Linked DNA regions of Homo sapiens: all the other regions are linked to region 1. Evidence: chromatin contacts called from ENCODE Hi-C or POLR2A ChIA-PET data. All regions are on one chromosome and are shown on one strand. Each heading gives the region's core, a stretch centred on a gene start or an enhancer-like site at or near the end of the contact. The rest is flanking DNA. Distances are from core to core; before and after follow the strand shown. Region 1 holds the start of SET (SET nuclear proto-oncogene). Region 2 holds the start of PTGES2-DT (PTGES2 divergent transcript). Region 3 holds the start of NAIF1 (nuclear apoptosis inducing factor 1).

Evidence for each region. Hi-C counts contacts between places; a loop is a spot of excess contacts on that map. ChIA-PET counts read pairs that join two places held with the same protein, here RNA polymerase II (POLR2A). Pooled maps may share reads with other maps.
Region 2: a pooled map shows a loop between it and region 1 (15-fold over the local background). The contact joins the promoter of PTGES2-DT here to the promoter of SET in region 1. A Hi-C loop is called at or near these places in 3 of 37 single-sample maps with no recorded cell type and 8 of 50 pooled maps. POLR2A ChIA-PET finds 5 or more read pairs at or near these places in 2 of 52 experiments (AG04450 and activated T-cell).
Region 3: a pooled map shows a loop between it and region 1 (11-fold over the local background). The contact joins the promoter of NAIF1 here to the promoter of SET in region 1. A Hi-C loop is called at or near these places in 1 of 37 single-sample maps with no recorded cell type and 8 of 50 pooled maps. POLR2A ChIA-PET finds 5 or more read pairs at or near these places in 1 of 52 experiments (HepG2).

Annotation. Positions count from the first base shown.
Region 1 is chr9:128,686,348-128,690,471 of GRCh38, forward strand. SET (SET nuclear proto-oncogene) reads left to right here and starts at 2,875. Exons shown (of 8, transcript NM_003011.4): 1 at 2,875-3,308. The coding sequence starts at 3,236. RefSeq lists an enhancer at 1,172-2,048 and silencers at 2,335-3,244, 3,625-3,744.
Region 2 is chr9:128,127,279-128,131,471 of GRCh38, forward strand. PTGES2-DT (PTGES2 divergent transcript) reads left to right here and starts at 1,251. Exons shown (of 1, transcript NR_024425.1): 1 at 1,251-3,356. It overlaps PTGES2 (prostaglandin E synthase 2), which reads right to left and starts at 451. Exons shown (of 7, transcript NM_025072.7): 1 at 161-451. The coding sequence starts at 439. RefSeq lists enhancers at 1-51, 692-811 and silencers at 192-481, 1,122-1,321, 1,352-1,461.
Region 3 is chr9:128,065,497-128,069,400 of GRCh38, forward strand. It overlaps NAIF1 (nuclear apoptosis inducing factor 1), which reads right to left and starts at 1,824. Exons shown (of 2, transcript NM_197956.4): 1 at 1,095-1,824. The coding sequence starts at 1,605. It overlaps SLC25A25 (solute carrier family 25 member 25), which reads left to right and starts at 2,736. Exons shown (of 11, transcript NM_001330988.2): 1 at 2,736-3,084. The coding sequence starts at 2,824. RefSeq lists enhancers at 1,683-2,012, 3,763-3,842 and a silencer at 2,463-3,032.

The sequences.
Region 1 (4,124 bases), core at 1,625-4,124:
GAACCTGAAAGCCCACTCCCCCATCAGAAGGCATTACAGGGTTCCCTGGGACCCCTGCAGGTGCTTGGGAAACAGGCAGATAAGGCACTTAGGAGACATTGTGGGTCAGGAGTGACCCTATGGGTCAGGCTTTGAGGATGGAAGCAGCCAGCCCTTGGCATAGTGTTCTCAGACAGACTCAGCCCAGGAGCGGGTCGTGAAATCAATTTGGTGGGGTGTGACCTGCATTTTAAATAGGAAATTAGAATCACATCACCCTTGGTAAGGGTAAGTTTTGGTTTGTGTGTGCTAGGTCATGATGTCAAAAGTACTTCTGACTGTTGGTCACATTAAAAAAACTGAGGCAGGGTGCGATGGCTAACTCTTGTAATCCCAGAGCTCTGGAAGGCTGAGGCTGAAGGATGGTTTGAGCTCAGGAGTTTGAGACCAGCCTGGGCAACATGGTGATACCTCCTCTCTACAAAAGATAAAAACAAAATTAGCCAGGCAAGGTGGCAGTGGTGCTTGCCTGTGGTCCCAGCTACTCAGAAGGCTGAGGTGTAAGAATCCCCAGAGCCCAGGAGGTCAAGGCTGCAGTGAGCCATGGTTCTGGGCGACAGAGAGAGACCCTGTCTCATAATAATAACAACAATAAAAATAGAAAAACTGTTTTAAGGTAAGGGCTTTGTCAATTGCTACTTGGTTTAGAATCTTGGTTCTGTCACTTGCAACAAAGTTTAGTTTATGCTAGGCACAGTGGGTGGCTCATGCCTGTAGTCCCAGCACTTTGGGAGGCCGAGGTGGGCAGATCACCTGAGGTCGGGAGTTCGAGACCAGCCTGGCCAACATGGTGAAACCCCGTCTCTACTAAAAAATACAAAAATTAGCTTGGCATGGTAGTGGGCGCCTGTAATCCCAGATACTCGGGAGGCTAAGACACTCACCGTGCACTGTCTTGAACATGAAAGATGCTGCTTGAGCTTTAAGAGCTGATAGTGGGCCGAGCTCAGTGGCTCATGCCTGTAATCTCAGCACTTTGGGAGGCAGAGGCAGGTGGATCACCTGAGGTCAGGAGTTTGAGACCAGTCTGGCCAACATGGTGAAAACCTGTCTCTACCAAAAAATACAAAAATTAGCAGGGCGTGGTGACTCACATCTGTAATCCTAGCAACTCAGGATGCTGAGGCAGGAGAATCACTTGAACCCGGGAGGCGGAGGTTGCAGTGAGCTGAGATGGCACCACTGCACTCCAGCCTGGAAGACAGAATGAGACTTGGTCCCCTCCCCCACCAAAAAAAAAAAAAAAAAAAAAGAGCCAATGGTAAAGTGTGAGTTCTGGAAGGCAGAATTCCAACCCCAAGTTCTGGTTAAAAATGTCCAAAGAGAGATTTCAGGTATTTTTTTGTTTTTGTTTTAGAGATAGGGTCTTGCTCTGTCACTCAGGCTTCAGTGCAGTGGCTGCATTGGGGCTCATTGAAGCCTGGAATTCCTGGGCCCAAGCGATCCTCCTGCCTTGGCCTCCCAAAGTGTTGGGATAACAGGAGTGAGCTATTGCATGGCCAGGATTTGAAATTGGCCAGCGTATCACTAAAATCAACAAATGGTACTGGCCGGGCGCAGTGGCTCCCGCCTGTAATCCCAGCACTTTGGGAGGACGAGGTGAGTGGATCACCCCAGGTCAGTAGACCAGCCTGGCCAAGGTGGTGAAACTCCATCTCTACTAAAAATACAAAAATTAGCCGGGCATGGTGGCACGTGCCTGTAGCCCCAGCTACTCGGGAGGCCGAGGCAGGAGAATTGCTTGAACCCGAGAGGCAGAGCTTGCAGTGAGCCAAGATTGCGCCACTGCACTCCAGCCTGGGGGACAGAGCAAGACTCCCGTCTCAAAACAAACAAACAAATGCTACTAATCAGGGTTTTTCTGGCTTTTTATGGTTCATGTCTTGGGGTGCTGGAGGGACAGAATGTGGGGCATCCGCATTACTTGAAAAGTATTATTTAAACAAAATGCTTTGGCCCTCCTTAGTGGTTCAGAACTTTGCCTCTCAAGTAGAACTTGTTGGCCCCTTTCATCTCTATGAACAGAACACCGCCTATCGCTTGGGGCTGTTGTGAGGCCTCGGTGAGATAACCGTGCCATGCGCTGCTGAAACTGGCACTTAACGCTCAGTATGATTCTTGCGGGCGCTGGGCACCGCGGACTAATGTGGTACCTCCCTGCCTTCACAGGACTTCGAGTTTAATGTGGCTTCAGTGTCGTAACCTTTATCATTTCATAACAGAAACGGGTTCAGAGAGGAAGGGTGACTTGCTCAAGGGTACAAGCTTGCTGGGCAGGGCTTGGACTAAAACCCAGGAATGGCCCTGCGCGCGGATTACACAGCCTGGGGCTTCGCACACGAGCCCGAGTTTGAGTCCGATCGGCAGTTCCCCATCTGGCATCCAGAATGGGGTGCCCCCTGCTTTCTCCACGAAGTGGAAGGCGCCGAGAGGCCGGGCGGAATTCGGGGCCCCCATACGAGGCCGGGCCTGCACTTTCGGGGTGGTGGGCGCCCCGCTCCCGGTGCCCCGCGGAGCAGGGAAGCCGCTCGCTCACCACGTGACGCGCCGGCCGGGGGCACCCGCGCCTCCGTGCGACGCCCCGCCCACCGGCCTGCCGCGCGCCAGTGTCCTGGGTCGGGCCGGAGAGGGGAGAGCGGGGGAGGGGACGCGGCGCGGGGGGCGGCCGTGCGTCGCCGCGCGCCTTCCTCCCACCTCTCGCCGGGCCCTGTGTCTCCGCGCCGCGACTCCGCCCCCTCATCCCGCCGCCCAGGCCAATGGCGCCGCGGCGCGAGCCTCCCCGGCCGGAGGCGGAGCATCCGCGCGGGGCCTGGCGCGCCTGCGCCCTGCGCCCGCCCCTCGCCGTAGGAGGAGGTGGAGGAGGAGGCGGCTCGGGAGAGCGAGCAGCGAGCTGGCTGGATCGCCGAGCGCGAGTGAGGGAGCCGAGCCGCCCGCCGCCGCCGCCTCCGCCTCCCCTCCGCGAACAGGAGCCCGGGCCGGGGCCCGGCACGCCGCCCCAGCCCGTCCCTCGGCGTCAGGCCGCGAGGGTAGCGCGCGCGAGCGAGCGAGGGGGAGGGAGAGCGAGCGAGCGCCGGGAGGAGGCGGCCGGACCGAGCGGGCGCCCGCGCGTGTGGCGTGAGGGGAAGCCGCTTGCCCGCCCCCTTCGCCTTCCCTTCTCTCCCCCTCCCCGCTCCCCCCCCGACCGCGGAGCAGCACCATGTCGGCGCCGGCGGCCAAAGTCAGTAAAAAGGAGCTCAACTCCAACCACGACGGGGCCGACGAGACCTCAGGTGAGAGCAGCGAGCCCGGGGGCCGGCCCGCGCCGCCATCTTCGCCGCCCGCCCCGGCCCGCAGGCCGCCGGCGGGGCCCGGGGCGCGCGCGGGGGGCGCCGGGCGGGGGGGCGCGGCGCGGCCGGGCGGGGGCCCGCGGACTCGGCGCCCTTTTTTGTGCGCGGCTGGGCTGGGGGCCTGGGTGGCCCGCGCCGCGGCGGCCGCGCTGCGAGGCGGGGGCGCTGCGGCCTGCTCGGCGCGGGCGGAGGAGACCCCCCCTTCCTCTCCCCCCTCCCTCGCTCTCCTCCCCCTCCCTCCCTCCCGAGAAGCCTCTCTTTATTGTGCTCCGCCATGATGCCTCGCTCCCATCAGCCGCCGCCGCCGCCACATGGTGCGGCCGGACGCGGCCCCGCGCCCGACCTCCCGCGCGGTTCCGCTTCGCGCCCGGCCCGCGGCGGCGCCCCCGGCACCCCCGCCCAGAGGCTGGCCCCGGCGGGGCTTCTGCCTGGAGCTCGGGTGGGGTGGGGGCGCGGGGAACACGCGGGCGGCCGCGCGCTGGGCCTTGGCCGGCCGGGAGGATGCTCTGGCCAGCCCGGGCGCACTCCCCACGTGGGGCGGCCGCCCCGTCGCGCCAGCGTGCGGAGAAACCTGGCGCCGCGACCAGTGTATCGGGGGTCTTGGAAATGGCTAAGAAAGCTGGCCTCTGCCTAGGAGGCTCTCGGCAGGGGGGCTGCCAATCCGGGATGGTTACCGGAAATGAACCGCGCGATCTGGCCCTTTCACACCCACTTAGCTTTGTAGGGGGTTTGTAGTCTTTACAGGACAAAAGGGCACCT
Region 2 (4,193 bases), core at 1-2,500, 560 kb before region 1:
CTATTTTACACAAAAGAATACAGAGGGTTCGGAGACTTCAGACCAAGTCACTCGCCCAAGGTCACAAGCAGGCAGAGGCAACTCCTGACCCTGCGGGTTCCCAGGAGTCCCGAGTTCGGCGCTGATCAGCATCCCCATCCCCGGCCGGGCCAGGCCTTACCTGCGCGGCTGAGCGCTCTGCGTGGAGGTCCTGGGCGCGCAGGTGCCACCGCGCCGTGTGGTACAGCCCCAGGGCTCCCCCCAGGGCCAGCGCCGCAGCTCCCAGCAGCCGCGGGCTCCCCTTACGAGCTGCAGCCACGGGGCTCGGGCCGCCCGCCGCCCCCGCGAAGCCAGCCCGGCTCTGCGTGGGTAGCAGCGGCTGGGGGCGGCCTCCCAGCCTCCAGGCCAAGGCGCACCCACCAGGCCACAGCGCCCGCACCACCCGCGCAGCCGGGTCCATGTTCGCTCCGCCGGCGCCGCGGGCGGGCGCGCGAAACGAAGACGCCGAGGCACGCGCGGCGTTTAAAGGGCCAGGACTCTGGCGCCCCGCGGGTTGGCCGGGGTGAGGGCGACGCTAAGGGAACCCTCAGCGCTCTCGGGACTGGGCGTGTGCCCGGCGCCCAAGTTCGAAACGCCCGCCAGAGCCGCAGAGGCCCGCTCGGGAACGTTTGCAGACCGTTCCATGCTTCCGCCTCCAAAGGCTCTTGGGTAGTGACCCGGCCGACTGCAGGGGGGCGAACGTCTCCTCGCCCCACCTTGACCGCCTAAAGGGCGGCGTGGCCGTCTGTAACACGTACTTGCCCACCTCTCTTACGGGCGCCCATTCAAAACAACTCCAGCCCTTCCTAGAGTCAGTACAGGCGCCGCGACTTCCGGCCACTGAAAGCCCCGGAAACGACCCGACCCGGCACCAGGTGTTGCGGTTCTCTCTGCCCTCCCGCCTCATTGTCCGCTTCCTACTGTGACCCGAACCATAAAATTTTCCCGAACCCGAAGGGGCCTTGGAAACCACGTGTCTCTGATTTCGCCCACGCGAAGCGGCCGGCCCGCCGACCCCGAGATTTCCAGGGAGAGGATGGCAAAGTGGGGTGCCAGGCTGCTCGGTCCTTCTGCTGGGCTCCCCCGCCCTAGCTGAAGCCCGGAGCCTCCACCGCATAGGCGTCTCCGCGGACAGCCCCGGGATGGCCCCGCCCGGCGCCCGAGAGGGGGCGGGACTCGCAGAGTGGGCGGGGAGAGGGGCGGGGCGAGGGGGGAGCTCTGAGTCCCGGCTCTGCTGCTCCGCCGCGTCCCACTCTTCTCGCTCCGCTTTCGCCCCGCATCTTCCACCTTCCTTCCAGTCCTTGCGGCGACCGAGCCCGCAGTGTCAGTCCCCAGCGGGGACCTGAGTATGCCGGTGAAGACGAGAGCGGAAGGCGAGGACGACGGCTTCGGGGAAGCGGGTGACCCGAGGAGACTGCTGGAGCGACCTTGGCGTTTCCGGGGGTGCCTTCCCGGGAAGGGGAATCGGGATGTTGGCTTCGAAGGGACCGAAGGGCCCACCTCGACCCGCCCCGAGTGGGTTTGGAGTTGTAGGTGCTGTCTCGGATGCAGGGCGAGCACCCGCGAGCGGGTAACCAGTCCCGTGAGAGCTGCAGGTCCCCAGCCCCGTTTTACAGATAGGGAAACTGAGGCAGCTGCTGGGACACTCGCCCATATGGGTTTTGCTCCACCCACTTCCTTCAGCCACTTTACAGACCAGGAGTTGAGGGACTGCTCGAGCTTAGAGTGTTTAGGGGTGGTTGAGGGTGACCCCCATGTTCTGTGCTCTACTCTATCCCTATCCAGGCCTTCTCCCAGCGCCACTCTCACGCTCCTGCTTGCTAGCTCCTGCTTGCTAGCTCCTGCTCCTCCCAGCTTCATCCTCCTCCTGTTTACATTAATTGCTCCTGATCTTCCACACTCTTGATTTTCCGGATTCTAACTCCATCAAAATGTAACTTGATGTGTTCAGGCCCCGGGGACACCTAGGCACTTGAGGGGGGCGGGTCCGTGTTTGGCCTGCTGGGCTTAGTAGGAGGGTCTGGCCCGGGGCGGGGAGCGCGATGCTCTGCTGGGTCAGCATCTCCAGCCACCTGGCTTTGCTGGTGTGGCCTCGCAGCCTTGCCAAATGTGAGCAGCTTACAGAGCAACCAGTTGCACGTGCTTAAGCTGCCGAGGTGACACAGGGCGCTGTAGGGTCCAGCCCCACAGGGTCGGTAGGTCTCTCCCTGTGTGCGGCGACGAGAGAGTGTAGAAATAAAGACACAAGACAAAGAGACGAGAAAAGGCAGCTGGGCCCGGGGGACCACTACCACCAATGCGCGGAGACCGGTAGTGGCCCCGAATGTCTGGCTGCACTGTTATTTATTGGATACAAGGCAGAAGGGGCAGGGTAAAGAATGTCAGTCACCTCCAATGATAGGTAAGGTCACGTGGGTCACGTGTCCACTGGACAGGGGGCCCTTCCCTGCCTGGCAGCGGAGGCAGAGAGGGAGAGGAGACAAAGAGAAAGACAGCTTACGCCATTATTTCTGCATATCAGGGACTATTAGTATTTTCACTAATTGACTACTGCTATCTGGAAGGCAGAGCCAGGTGTACAGGATGGAACATGAAGGCGGACTAGGAGCGTGACCACTGAAGCACAGCATCACAGGGAGACAGGCCTCCAGATAACTGCGGGCGAGCCTGACTGATGTCAGGCCCTCCACAAGAGGTGGAGGAGCAGAGTCTTCTCTAAACTCCCCCGGGGAAAGGGAGACCCCCACCCTCCCTTTCCCGGTCTGCTAAGTAGCAGGTGTTGTTCCTTGACACCTTTTGCTACTGCTGGACCATGATCCGCCTGGTAACGGGCGTCTTCCCAGATGCTGGCGTCACCGCTAGACCAAGGAGCCCTCTGGTGGCCCTGTGTGGGCATAACAGAAGGCTCGCACTCTTGTCTTCTGGTCACACCTCACTATGTCCCCTCAGCTCCTATCTCTGTATGGCCTGGTTTTTCCTAGGCTATGATTATAGAGCGAGGATTATCATAATATTGGAATAAAAAGTAATTGCTACAAACTAATGATTAATGATAGTCATATATAATCATATCTAAGATCTATATCTGGTATAACTATTCTTGTTTTATATTTTATTATACTGGAAGAGCTCGTGTCCTCTGTCTCTTGCCTCGGTGCCTGGGTGGCTTGCCGCCCACACACAAAAAAGATAAATGTTTGAGGTGATGAAGATCTTAATTTCCTTGATTTGATCATTACATGTTTCATACAGGTATCAAAGTATCACATGTACCCCCAAAGTATGTACAACTATGATATATCATAAATAAATGAATAAATAAATAATAAAAGACAGAAGCCTGACCATGCTATGTTCAATCCACAGCTACGCCCCTCACTGTGCACCTGATCTCCCCATCTCACGCCAGTTCCTGAGAGACAGGACAGAGAACAGGGGCAGGGCTGCCCTGCCCTAACCACTGGTCTTCAGTTAGTTATCCTGGCAATACTTCCAAGGTGCCCTGCCCTGGTGCCCCCCACACTTGAGATAGCCCCGTCCTATCCCCCCACCCTGCAGGTGGGTCTGTGCAGAGGTGAGGTCACTGCTCCAAACCTCAATGGAGGGCACTGGGGCAGGTGTGCGCCATCCGTCACTGCACCCAAGGCCGTACACCATGCAAGCAGTCCTTCTCCCTTTTCCACGTGGAGGCTTGTGCATCTGGGGACAGATTTCAGAATTTAGGATACCCTAGTCCCCTCTTCAGGGCTTTGTCACCCACCTTTCATGTCCATAAAGCAGCAGAGCTTCTGTGGCCATGTCTCAGTACGTTTGATCCAGCATCAGCAAAGAAAGCCCAGTCTTTTGAAAGCCAGTGGTTGCAGTAGGCACATCCTCTCCAAGCCTATGCTCCCCAAGGTAGAGGTTAGCTATTTCTTGCCAAGTATGAATGCTGATTTCCAATGGCCATTAGGGAATAGAACCCCCCACCCCAGGGAAGCAAAGCCACCCTCTTCCTCCTCCCCCTCACTCAGCTCCCATTATTGGCCTGCCTAAGGAGCACCTCTGGGCTCTCCTAAAAGAAGAAAAGCCACTGTGTCCTTGCAAGTCGCACCTTTGTCCCTTAGTTCCACGAAAAGCTGCTACATGCCTACAGTGTGCCAAGCACTGGGGCTCTCCCTGTGGCACCTCGTTAC
Region 3 (3,904 bases), core at 574-3,073, 620 kb before region 1:
AGTACCCAGTCAATGTCTCCCTGTCTGTCATCATCTGGGTCAATCCGATACTTAAACATCCTTCCTGTTCCAGAACAGCATCTGACCTAGACCCGTGTTTGTCCCCCTTACCCCACCCCAGTGTATTCTTGAGAAATACGCATTGTGAGGGGATGGCACTCGCACATCCACCCAACTCCCCCAACCCCCACTGAGAATCACTGAATGATCCAGCTCACGGTCATCACAAACGAGCAGAGGTAACAGGGCACAAACTCTTCTTTGAACTAAAAAATCCAACCAAAGTTAGTTCTGTTGTCATTCCTGAGAACCACGGAAAGGATCCTGGCTGGGCTGTATGGGCCTCCGCGCATGTGGGAGAGGTCAAGCTCCTCCACCCTTCAACGCCAATGTCAGCTATGTGTCCTTATGCCACCAAGAAGCCCCCTTCCTCTTCCGGGGCCTGAGGTTTTCCCAACTGATGGCGAAGCTATTCCTATATGTGTCATCTCTGTCCTACTAGAACATAACTGGCCTGTATTTTAGACAACTTGGTAATCCCAGTGCCCAGCACAGGGTTTGGTACAGAATAAGTGCTAATGTTTGATGAATGAATGAATGAATGAATGGAGTAGATTAACACCAGGAACCATGAGGCTCCTGAGCAGCACCTGATGAAAGATCCCCCACACTGAAAACAGAATCCAGAATCGTTGTCTCACTTGGGCAGTATTATTCCCATCAATTTTTTCAACAAATATGGCCTGGCTGTCTACTACAAGCCGGGCCCTGTGAAAAGTCCTGTGGGGATACAGACACGGTCTCTTGTTTTCAAGGACCACCCAGTTCGGCAAGTGGAGGTAAGTCATGGACAAACATGGTGGCAATGCTCAGTGGCGAGCTATCCAGCACGTCAGAAGTCCAGCCCACGTGCTGAGGAAGTCCCAAAGAGAGCAAGATCACTTCTGTCTGGGTGCTGCTCTTGGAAGGCCTCATGGTCTTCCAAGACCCCCATCTGACCTCTGACCCTTGGCAGCCAACCTTCCCCAGGCCACCCCAGAGCTTGCTGGCCCTTCCCACTTATGCACGCCGCCTGGGCAGGAGAGGTCACTCACTCTGTGTCAGGGTGACCGTGGCTGCGGCTGCGGTGGCCGAGGGTCCGAGGGCCACAGGGTGGATCTCTGTGGTGCTGGGCAGGCTGATGATGGTGGCCTCGCCCAGCAGGTTGCAGATACGTTGTTGCATGGGGGTCAGCAGCACTGGGGCTACAGCTGGGCCACCGCCACCACTGCCACCGCCTGTCCCAGGCCCCCCAGCTCCGTCCTCCTCAGTGGGCCCCGGCGCCTCACCACCCTCCACGGCGGCCCGGACCTGGGCAACCTTGCGACGGACCTCGGTCTTGAGGTCAGACCACTTCTTCTTGACCTCAGGCAGCTCTCTGCGGCAGGTGGCCACGGCGTTGACCCTTCTCAGGATGCCGTGCCAGGCCGCACTCTTGGCGGCCAGGGGTACCCCGGCGTTGAAGTGGTTCACCAGCAGGTGCTTCTTCAGCTCCAGCTCCTCCACGATGATCTCCACCTCCCGCTCTGAGAAGTTCATCTTCCTTTTCTTGGCTGGGACGGCCATGGCCTCTCCCCTCCCCTCTTTTTAAAGAAATTATAATCCCCTCAAGCGCCCCAATTCCCCTTCTCTTCTTCCTCAGCCTCGCCCCTCACCCACCCCCTACAGGGGATAGGCCAGGCTTGCTCGAGGCCAAGCACTAGGCCTTTGGTAACCCCCCTCGCTACGCAAAGTGCGTAGGGCCCAGCCCCGACCGGCCCGGCCGCTGCCAGCCAGCAGCGTAATGGCTTCCTGAATCTGCCTCTTCCGCCGAGGTGTGCGGAGATCCGCCCACTTCCCCTCTTCCCGCCTCCCAGCGCTTCTCCGGGAAAACCGGCCTTCCCGGTTGGTAGCTGCTCAAATATCACGTCGATCACTGGTTCTTTCGATCTGTCGCTCAGCTAAAGAGCACGCCTGCTTACTGTAATTCGCCTGATCATTGGTCTAAAATTGTGTCCGTCGCCCAGAGGGCCCCGCCCACCTAACCTTTATTCACTTCCATTGGAAAATCATTCTGTCGTTCAATTGTCAGTATTACGACTATTAAGCCGTTAAATTCAGCTATTTTATTGGTGGTTTAGGGAGTTAGATTACCAAAACCCTGCTTCCTGAGGATACTTAGTGCTTTCGGCCGTGACCCATGGGTCAATTAACTTTTAATTCCTCCCACCGGCACAAACTCTGCCTCGCAACTGCAGTTCACAAATGCTCTCACACAAATCCTGTTTCCCACTGGAGGCTACGATCTCTCCGTACACTACCGCTCCTCCCATCCTTAAGATCCCGCAGTCTAAACAGAGTTAGTTCATCAATGGAAACTGGACACGGGGCCTTCCGCCTGCCAATCACATTACTCATGCCTATCGCTGCGTGATTTTCTCTCTCTTGGCCCCCGGCTCAGCCAATCCCCGCCTCCCTCAGTTTGAATCGGCCCCAGGCGGAGCCGGGTGACCCCGCCCACCCCATTGATCCGGGTAGTCCGTGGCGCGTGGGCTGTCCTTAGACAGGCTCCGCCCCTCCCTCCTCCCCATCCGAGCCTGTGACTGGCCTTCGGTGCGCCCGGGCGTGGCCGGCGAAGCGGGGCGCGGAGGGGCGGGGCTCCCGGAAGCCGCCCCTTCCGCCAGCTTGCCGGCGTCTCCGAGCCCGCGCTCCCAGCTGCAGAGCGCCTGGCTTGCCTCCCGCGCGGTCACCGCCGGCCCGCCGCCCCCGCTCCCGCCCGCGCCCGGAGCCCCTGCCTCGCGCCCGATGGTGAGCAGTGTGTTGTGCCGCTGTGTGGCCTCCCCGCCGCCGGACGCCGCCGCCACCGCCGCCTCTTCGTCTGCCTCATCGCCGGCGTCCGTGGGGGACCCCTGCGGCGGCGCTATCTGCGGGGGCCCGGACCACCGGCTGCGCCTGTGGAGACTCTTTCAGACGCTCGACGTCAACCGGGACGGCGGCCTGTGTGTCAACGACCTGGCGGTGGGGCTGCGGCGCCTGGGACTGCACCGCACCGAGGGCGAGCTCCAGGTAGGCTGCGCGCGTCCTCAGCACTGGCGGGGAGGGAGCCCCTCGAGGGCCGGGTGACAGGTCTCGGGGGACGGCCCCTTGGGCTGGGCGGAACCCCCACTGTCCAGAGGAAGGGTGCCCCCTGACTCACTGAGGGACACCCCACTTATGCCCTGGTGGGAGCGGGGCTCCTTCCTGACTTCTTTGGGTGCTTGAGCCGGGTTCTTCGTGGACACAGGTGGGCATCCTATGGGCTTTCTGATGGGCGAAAAGCCCTTTCTTGCCCAGAGTAGAAGGCCAGGTCTCAGGAGTGTGCCTTTGTCACCTCCTGACCTCAAGGCCAAGCTGGACGCTCCCTTCACCCAAGGATGGGTTCATCCATCAGTCCCCAGCAGCACCCCCTCCTTTCCCTCTCGTTTCCATGCCAGCCGTGGGCCCTGATCTGGTTCCTCTCAGGAACATGTGGGAGTTGAAAAAAAAATTGGTATTGGGGTTTCAGGCTGATCCGTGTGGACGTTGGCGGCGAAGACTGACAGTTCTCATGGTTTAGGCTCATCTCCATTGCCCTGTTTATCCAGAAAATGGGATCGTGATCCCCGCGGGGTTGGAGTGTGGACGGAGTGAAAGAATCCGGGGGAAATTTTTTTTCTAAAAGTCAAAGCGAGATTGTTACTATTGTGGGCTCTTGGCCGAGGTGTGGGCATAGGGGCGCAGAGAAATGGTCATCCCTGGGCCTGCCAGGAAGAGAAGTGCTGGCCTTTCTGTATGAGAACCTCAGAGCAGAGGCTGTTTCTTTCCCTTCTGTCTCTTCCCCCTTCAGTCTGACTTGGCGGGTGTAGCT